Regions from separate parts of the Homo sapiens genome. Here region 1 is linked to region 2. Evidence: chromatin contacts called from ENCODE Hi-C data. All regions are on one chromosome and are shown on one strand. Each heading gives the region's core, a stretch centred on a gene start or an enhancer-like site at or near the end of the contact. The rest is flanking DNA. Distances are from core to core; before and after follow the strand shown.

Region 1 (4,640 bases), core at 1,745-4,244, 480 kb after region 2:
TTTTATGTCCACAATTCACTTCTATAGTTATAAGTAGAATTTTCATGATTTACGTAAGTACATCTATCGGTGAAGGTTTAACACTGAGATGCAATCTAACATCCGTGTATCTGATGTTTTGTAGGAAATATATATTTTAATCTCCTTTCATTTAAGTGATCTTATGTAAAAAATAAACTAATAATTGAGCAGTTCCAAGTCTCCAAGGGGCATTTTCAAATGTACATAAAAGAAATGATTACAGAGATGTTTAAGAAGCATCTTCATGTCCACATCCTCTTGTAACTGCTGTACCATTTTCTCTTCCAACTGCTTCCCTTTGCCTGCAAGAGGGGCTCAGATAAGCTGTATGTTTTGCTTGACTTATTTGATGTCCTGAACTTTCTGTAGCTCTTTATTCTTCTTCAATCTGTTCATTATACATTTAGCTTGGTGTTTCTGTTTGATCTCTTCAACCGTCTTCATTGCATCAATAGTTTTCTTCCATAGCTCTCACTGGTATGTGATAGGTTCATTTCTATGTTTTTCAAATTCAAATGAATGATCCACTGTAAGCTCTTCACCTGCTGCTTTCTGGAATGCTTTGGTCCACCTAACTTTGCGAGGATTGCACTTCTTTTTAAAGTTTTTATGACATTTAGATTTACAAAATCTGAACACCTTACAATTGTTGCAGACAAACATCATGTCGTGGCCAGGGTAGATGGGCCCCGAAAAGAAATAACACTTTTTTTTTTTTTTTTTTTTTTTTTTTTGAGACTGAGTCTCCCTCTATCACCCAGGCTGGAGGGCAGTGGCGCGATATCGGCTCACTGCAAGCTCCGCCTCCCAGGTTCACGCCATTCTCCTGCCTCAGCCTCCCGACTAGCTGGGACTACAGGTGCCCGCACCATGCCCGGCTAATTTTTTTGTATTTTTAGTAGAGACGGGGTTTCACCGTGTTAGCCAGGATGGTCCCGATCTCCTGACCTCGTGATCCATCCGCCTCGGCCTCCCAAAGTGCTGGGATTACAGGCGTGAGCCACCGCGCCCGGCCAGAAATAACACTTCTGATATGCATGTTGAACCCACGTGGCTCCCCACTGACCAAACGCAAACTTGAGAATGGCTGTATATTACTATTTAAAAAATCCAAATTCCTGTTCCTCGCATATGAAGTTTCTTTATGATCCAGCACCAATTCTCTCCCAACATAATTTTCTACCCTGCTGTTTCTCGTTGAATTCAGTCCAAGCATTCTGGCCTCCTTGGTGTTTGCTGCACACCCCAGCTATGTTTCCTCCTTAGTAACCTCGCCCTTGCTGATCACCTAATTCAGGTCTCTGCTCAAAGTTACCCCAGGGAGGTTTTCCCCTGACTCATTTATATTCTTCTCTATCACCTTACACTGTATTGTATATCTATTAGTTTGTAATCTACCTCCTTCACTTGAACATCAACTCCATGACTGCAAGGACTTCACTGTTCTGATGAATCTGGATAGATGGGTGGATGGATGGATGGGTGGATGGATGGATGGATGAGCTCTGGGTGAGTTGCTCCATTCTTTTCAGTCCTGATTCTTCCCTGACTGGTGATGTCTTCTGGACCAGTTTTTTTTTTTTCCTCTGTGCCTCTGTATTTGCATCTGTGAAATAAGCGGAAATTTCAAGCCGTGGGGTGGGGAGATTTTTAATGGCAGGCCTGTTGGTTCGCTTCCTTTCCCACTGCTTGGGTGGCTTTCTACTTCATGCATCAGGCCAGCCGGTTGCCAGGCAGGATAGGAAGCTGGACTATGAGCAAGTGCTGACTAATGCAGGCATCTCTCACCTTATCTCTGAGACGAAAAGCCAGCTCAGTCAGCCTGGGGCAAACAAACACATAGAGTCAGCAAAGACCTCTTCTGGGCTTGCATCTTTCTGGCACCCTTCCTACTCCTGTTGACCCATTTCCTACCAGGAACATAATGCAATCCTGATACCGTGTGCTTTCATCCTAAGAGGGTGGATTACAAAATTTAACTCATCCACAACTATCCAGTAAATATTTATTCCTCTTTCAGGCATCTTTGCATGGATTTCACAAAGAGCAGTCTATTCTCACCCTAAAACCATACACTCCTTTTGTCCAGGTCCAGCTCCTTCACAGCTGTGTGTTAGGGCAGGTGTCTCTACCTTTCTGAGCCTCAGTTCTTTCCTCTGTAAGATGTGAACACTAAGACTCATCTCATGTCATTGCAATGACAGTTAAATAAAGTTACAAGTAGAAGGTACCTGACACAATGCATACAGCAGCCCCACAATAAGAAAAGACTGCAGAGAGAAGGCAGTGGATAACTCAGTGAGATTTTGGTTCACCTTGACTTTCTAGAATCCTTTAAATTTCCTCTGTATGCTATTTCTGTTTAAATAAATAGCCAATCTTGCTTATGAGCACAGAATTGGGAAGTGCTAGAACTGAGGCTGAGATAAATCGGAAACAATAGTTAAAAACATTAATGCATTCACAAACCTGGACCCATTTCAGCAGAGCCTGTAGCCTGCACACTGTTGGCCATTAGAAAAGCTGCTGGGCCCACAGCCTGGCTTCTTTCCCCCACTACCTGTGATGCTTTCCCTCCAGGGTGGGGCGAGCCTGCTGGAGAGTGGGGGCTGGCCTGGACTACACGTCCCTAATCTGTAATCCTAGCCTGGCTCTGGAGGAGGGGACTCCCCTCTTTCCATCCCCAAATGGCAGGGATGAGGATGGAGGTGGGAGTCCAGCTTGGTCATTCATGATGACGTGTACCAAGCCTGTGAGAAATGGAACAGAATGAACACACACAGATTGTCCTTCATGGAGCTCCGCTCTTCCTTATATTTCATGGTTTGAGCTCCTTTGTGCCGGTGTGAGGTGGGGTGGTTTGGGGCTTCTGCCAGGAAACAGGTGGAGTCTTGCCAACACCTCTGCTGGATGCTGGAGTTTGCCGGCAGAGGAAAACCTGTGTTGAAAGGCCAGAAATCTGCCGTTTCCTGTATGTGGGTGAGCAAAGTAGTTTTGTTTACCTGGAGAACTAGTTTTAGAGTCCATGGCAACCACAGTTTTTGGGGCAGAGTTACTCTGAGATGTCCAGTCAGACCAAGGGCTGGGAAGTCCCTGGATCTCCCAGAAAGGGAGGCTGGCTTCTGGGCCAGGATGAGCAGTCTGGATTCCAGCCAAGGGGAGAAAGGAGAGAAGTCAAAAAGGAGGCTGAGGTGTCAAACTGATTTCCCCCTTGGGGCTTTTGCCTGTCTTCTCTCCGCAGTGCTCGCCCTCCTCCACGTGCATGGCTTCCTCTTCCCTCTGGTCTTGCCCTCAGTGCACCTTATCCCTGAAGCTTGGCTGGAGCCCCTCCTTCCTGACATCCAGTGCCCTCCACTTCCTATCTCTACAGTGTCCCCAAGTGTTTCCTTCTATATTCAATGGGCCTATGGAGGTCTAAGTCAGTATCTGGCAAATAAAGAATAACTTTGATCCGATTAATTTCCCAATTCATCAATGTATCTACTTTGTAATCAATTTCCAGAATATAACAAAGCTGTCTTAATTCAACATAGACTGTAAAAACTAAGTAATTCATGGGCTAAAGCTTTCATTTGGCAAAAAGAACATTAAGATGGGGGCCTGGGAAATGTGTCCTCCTCTTGTTGTAAACAAATGCTGCTTATCTTCGGGTATAGAATTCTCACTCAAGGCATATCTGTGTGGTTAAATGTGGGCCACTTTCGTAAAGTTATTATACATTTAGTGTGAAAGGAGTTACAATCATCATTTTACTTGAAGCCTCCCCCAAGCGAATGATGAAGCCCATTATTTACAATCATCATTTTACTTGAAGCCTCTCCCAAGCGAATGATGAAGCCCATTATTAGCGGGACAAGATTAACTTATTTTTACAAGAAACATATGGCAAGCTTAGATGGAGTGAAAACTTCTCGCTTTAACCACCCATGTGTGTTTATAATTAAAGAATTTTAAAAAGAAATGCTGTAGAAATGTTAATTGCTGAATCTGTATGTTTTACCAGGCTGGGACAATTTCTAAACACAGTAATCATATTAATCATGGCAAGATTGTTCCGGTTTGGTAGAGAAGGAAAGCAGTCAAACTGGCCACACAACTAGCTCTTCCATGGACCATTATTGTTTTTTCTTTGTTTGTTTTGGTTTTGGCTTTTTTGTTGTTTAGTTTTTTTTTTTGAGAGGGAGTCTCGCTCTGTCACCCAGGCTGGAGTGCAGTGGCACCATCTCGGCTCACTGCAACCTCTGCCTCCTGGGTTCAAGAGATTCTCCTGCCTCAGCCTTCTGAGTAGCTGAGATTACAGGCATGCGCCAACACACCTGACTAATTTTGTATTTTTAGTAGAGGTGGGGTTTCGCCATGTTGGCCAGGCTGGTCTCAAACTCCTGACCTCGAGTGATCCACTCGCCTCAGCCTCCCAAAGTGCTGGGATTACAGGCGTGAGCCACTGAGCCCCAGCCCCATTGATCATTATTGATCACCTACCATGCCAGACATTTTCTAGGGGTTAGGAATTTAGCAGGGACAACAGAGATAAACCTGCCTGCCCTCATGGAACTTTTATTCCAGTGGGGGAGACAGACAATAACAAAATAAATAAAGTATACAATATATTAGAAGGC
Region 2 (4,765 bases), core at 1,049-3,548:
GTGTTTGTGTCCCAGTAACTCTTCTTTGCCTTAATAATGCTCCCAAAAGTGCAAGAGTAGTGATATTGGCATATTGTTATAAATGTTCTATTTTATTATTGTTATTGTTAATCTCTTACTGTGGCTAATTTATAAATTAACATTCACCATAGGTATGTATGTGTAGGAAAAAACAAACCTTATAGGATAGTAGGGTAGTAACCCTACCCTATATAGGATGGTAGGGTTCCATACTACCTGTGGTTTCAAGCATCCACTAGGGGGCTTGGAACATATCCCCTGCAGGTAAGGAGGGACTCCAGTATCTGTTTCCACCATCAGCGATCAGACTCCCCTCTTAATCCCGGGCTCAGTTTACTCAGCTCATGCACTGTTGTCCAGTCCAGCAGTCAGCTCTGTGCCAGCTCTGAGTAGGCAAGACCCAGGGAGCACAGAGTAAGAGCCCGCTCTGGGACTCGTAGCTGACACTGCCTCTAGCCGGTCAGGGCCAGTGGGAACATCGCCCCTCTTCACTATCCCACTGCTCTTGACCCTGAAGTAGCCATAGGCAGCTGTGAGGGCAAGGAAGAGAAACTTGAGGTGGGGAACACAGGCAACACCCACCCAGGCCCCCTGCTGAAAGGCAGGCTCCCAGGCTGCAGCATAAGCTTTAGCTGAAAGTGAAGTTTTGAGAGTCCTGGATCATTCTGCTGGTGTGGATTTACTCATTACTGAACTAAGGCAGTTTGTGTTTCTAAAATTAATCAGAGGGTTTGCTTTAAAACATTCCAGAGGCTGGGCGTGGTGGCTCACGCCTGTAATCCTGACACTTCGGGAGGCCGAGGTGGGCGGATCACGAGGTCAGGAGATCAAGACCATCCTGGCCAACATGGTAAAACCCTGCCTCTACTAAAATACCAAAAATTAGCCAGGCATGGTGGTGCGCGCCTGTAGTCCCAGCTACTCAGGAGGCTGAAGCAGGGGAATCGTTTGAACCCGGGAGGCAGAGGTTGCAGTGAGCCGAGATCACGCCACTGCACTCCAGCCTGGTGACAGAGCAAGACTCCATCTCAATTAAAAAAAAAAAAAAATTCCAGAAAAAAAAATGTGTTGGGGTGAGGTGGGAATTCATATAACAACAACATGGCTGTGATTGGTTACACGGCAATCCACCGTACCATTGTCTTTTTTCTGGTGATGTGTGAAAATTTCCACAATGAAAAATTTTAAACAGTGGCTACAGGACTTTTTAAAATTGGGAGTGAGCAGGAGAGGTATAGAACCTGCTGGAAATTCACGCATGTGTGGGATCAGAGCTATCTTCACAGAGCAGGTTTCAATGGGCAAACTATAGGGGGAAATGATAAAATAATCCAATTGTTTTCTGAGTACACCCTGTGAGATCCACTTGTCCAGCGTTCTGCTTATTTTTTCTGGGTGGTTGAATTTATGTGTTCCCATCCTCCATTCCTAGAGAATGCCTTCTGGCCAAGACTTCCCCAGTGCTCACCCCAGCAGGATCTAGGCAGTTCTGTGGCTCCCTGGCTTTTTTGGGCGATCTGACGACATGGCAGCTCCTTGCCACAGACACCAAGATAGATGTTTCCGGAGTGCAGAGCCCTGGGGGTGCGGAAGGACAGCCTCTGTGAAGATATTCAGCACAGCAGGGGCCATTAGTCACCAAGGATCATTTGACATTTTGAAATGAACTCCCGGGCTCTCCTAAGTAAGCTGGAACACTGAATTATGCCTAGGCTAGTGGCTGTGTCTGGGGCTGAGGGTCCCCGCCAGGAGGGGAGGCTGGGTGCAGCGCCTCAATGCCGGGAAGTGAGCAGCATAGCGCATGCGCAGGAACCTCGCTGGTCCGCCTGTGGTCTCTCAGCTGGGGTCACAGCTCATGGCAGCTTCAGCGGTGTGGGTGGGTGGCCTCGCTTACCATCGACCTTTGTGACAAGCCTTACTGGCTCTTCTTCAGGAACTTGCCACCGAGTATCAGCCGAAACCTGAGTCCGCTGAGGCGTAGGCCAAAGGCCCCTCTAGCTGTCCTTTCTCAGGCCCAGAGGATGCTCACGGAGAAAAGCCACCATTCAGTTGAGTCCATCTCTGGCACCAAAGCTCACAATGAGGCTACGCCGAGGAAACTGGCTTTTCATAGTTAGATTTGGTTTTCTTCCCTGAGCGTGACAGCCAATACTTTATGAAGACTCCCTGAATGCTGGGCATTATTCAGTGCTTGGAATCATGTAATCCTCACAGCAACCCTGTGAGGAGGGGCTTTCCCCGTCCCTGTTGTATGGATGAGAAACGGAAGGCTTGCAGAGGCTACCATGAAGTGACTTGCCCAAGGGCACACAGCCGGTGAGTTGTGACTAGTACTCAACGCAGCCACAAAAGCCTGGCTCTCAACCACTGATCCTGCCTCCCCGGGAGCTTTAGGAAACTAGGCTTATTACAGGTTCCATTCAAGGCAGGGATGGGCGGGGTTCCCAGCTGAGGCCCTGGAGCAGTCCTGCAGCCTTACATTTCTTCAGAGCCAACTACGTGTGGGACATTCCAATCCAGGTGTGGTCAAATGAGGCCCTGTCATGCAGGGGTTCCTGGGTGACTTAGGGGAAGAATGATTTTTTTTTTTTTGAGACAGGGTCTTGCTTGGTGGCCCAGGCTGGGGTGCAGTGGCTCAATCATGGCTCACTGCAGCCTCAACCTCCCGGGATCAAACTCCCACTTCAGCCTCCAGAGTAGCTGGAACTACAGGCACGTGCCACCAGACCCAGCTAATTTTTGTGTTTTTTTGTAGAGAGGGGATTTCACCGTGTTGTCCAGGCTGGTCTCGGACTCCTGGGCTCAAGCTGTCTGCCCGCTTCGGCCTCCCAAAGTGCTGGGATTACAGGCGTGAGCCACTGCACCCGGCCCTGGAAGAATGATTTAAGAATCATTTGTGATGGCGGTCAAATGTTTATTTTGAAATGCCAGAGAATAGTTTTCTAGGCAAAACCTTCCCTCTGCCCAGGTGGCGACACCCTTCATTTGCTTAGCAAACTCTTTTTCCAGTGGTTCTGCAAAGGCTACCCTGAAGAAAAGGAACTAGTAATGCCTAACACTTTCGAGTTTACAAAATGCTATTCCTTACCTGATTTTGCTTTGCTCCGTCCATAATTTGGCAATAGGCGATTCAGACCCATTACAGAGATGAGGAAGCAGAGGCTTCCGGAGGCAAATTGCTTGGCAGCTCAGCCAGGACTCAAAGCACAAACTCTAGTTTGGACTACCCAGTAGGAAGAAATGGAAAGGGAAGAGAGATGCCAAACTGATGAGGTTTTAGTGAAACTACCCTGTGTTTCTTAGGATGTGAGTGGCTATTTCTTGGGTAGATTTCTCTCAAGCACAGTTCCTCTGTCCTTTCTTGTCGTGCCCAGACCCCTGCCCTCCGCTCCTCCCAGGCCTTCTTGCTGATGAGTAAACAAGATACTTTCTGGTCACCCACCTTGGAAAATGAGGGCTGCATTATAGCCGGACTCCCCCTGAGTAAGCATAAGTCTGGGCTGGGCACGGTGGCTCACATCTGTAATCTCAGCACTTTGGGAGGCCGAGGCGGGTGGTCACTTGAGATCAGGAGTTTGAGACCAGCCTGGCAAACATGGGTGAAACCCCATTTCTACTAAAAATACAAAAATTAGCCAGGTGTTGTGGCGCACACCGGTAATCCCAGTTATATGGAGGCAGAGGCAGGGGAATTGCTTGAACCTGGGAGGCGGAGGTTGCAGTGAGCCAAGACCACGCCACTGCACTCCAGCCTGGGCAACAGAGTGAGACTCCATCTCAAAAAAAAAAAAAGAAAAAAAAAAAAGAAAGGTGGATCTGACTCTTCCAGGATCACACAGGTCTAAGAGGTAAATCCAGATTTTCTGTTATAATCCCAAGGTCATTCTACTATAGCCCTAAGACACACAGGTACCTCTCTCTTTCACTCCTAAAGCCTGTGCTTTTTTTTTTTTTTTTTTTTTTGAGACAGAGTCTTACTCTGTCACCCAGGCTGAAGTGCAATATCTCACAGGTTCAAGTGATTCTCATGCTTCAGCCTCCCAAGTGTCTGGGATTACAAGCACCTGCCACCACGCCCAACTAATTTTTGTATCTTTAGTAGAGACTGGGTTTCACCATGTTGGTCAGGCTGGTCTTGAACTCCTGACCTCAAGTGATCTGCCTGCTTTGGCTTCCTGAAGTGCTGGGATTACAGGCATGAACTATTGCACCCGCCCTGTGCTGTCTTTTAAGATTCATTGGTGAGGCCGGGTGTGGTGGCATACGTCTATAATCCCAGCACTTTGGGAGGCCGAGGTGGGCGGATCACGAGGTCAGGAGATCGAGACCATCCTGGCTAACACGGTGAAACCCCGTCTCTACTAAAAAATACAAAAAATTATCCAGGCATGGTGGCATGTGCCTGTAGTCCCAGCTACTCGGGAGACTGAGGCAGGAGAATGGCATGAGCCCGGGGAGATGGAGCTGCAGTGAGCTGAGATCGTGCCACTGCACTCCAGCCTGGGTGACAGAGCAAGACTCCGTCTCAAAAAAAAAAAAAAAAAAGATTCATTGGTGAACGAGTACATTCATTTGCTAGGAATTCTTGGATGTTTGTTTACAAATGCGTATCTCCTCAACCAGACTCTGAGCCCTTTCAATCAACTCAATACATTATGAAACAAACAAGAACAATGCAAGCAGACTAAAAAAAAAAAAAATGTGCATCTTGTCCCCGAGTAGGAACTGCCCCATAAATCTCCTG

What was found. Hi-C counts contacts between places; a loop is a spot of excess contacts on that map.
Region 1: a loop to region 2 is called in a map of mammary epithelial cell, with 2.4 times the contacts of the local background. The contact joins two enhancer-like sites. A Hi-C loop is called at or near these places in 2 of 168 maps with a recorded cell type or tissue (MCF 10A and mammary epithelial cell).

The regions. Positions count from the first base shown.
Region 1 is chr18:51,612,382-51,617,021 of GRCh38, forward strand. It overlaps the pseudogene RSL24D1P9. Among named protein-coding and RNA genes, the nearest start is that of LINC01630, 220 kb to the left of the region's middle. Within about 2 kb of position 2,995, at least 3 of the 41 ENCODE cell types and tissues checked have a DNase peak (open chromatin) inside an H3K27ac peak, as active enhancers do; they include mammary epithelial cell, where a contact is called at or near this core.
Region 2 is chr18:51,135,658-51,140,422 of GRCh38, forward strand. No RefSeq gene overlaps it. Among named protein-coding and RNA genes, the nearest start is that of MEX3C, 60 kb to the right of the region's middle. RefSeq lists enhancers at 1,276-2,255, 2,256-3,234. Within about 2 kb of position 2,299, at least 3 of the 41 ENCODE cell types and tissues checked have a DNase peak (open chromatin) inside an H3K27ac peak, as active enhancers do; they include mammary epithelial cell, where a contact is called at or near this core.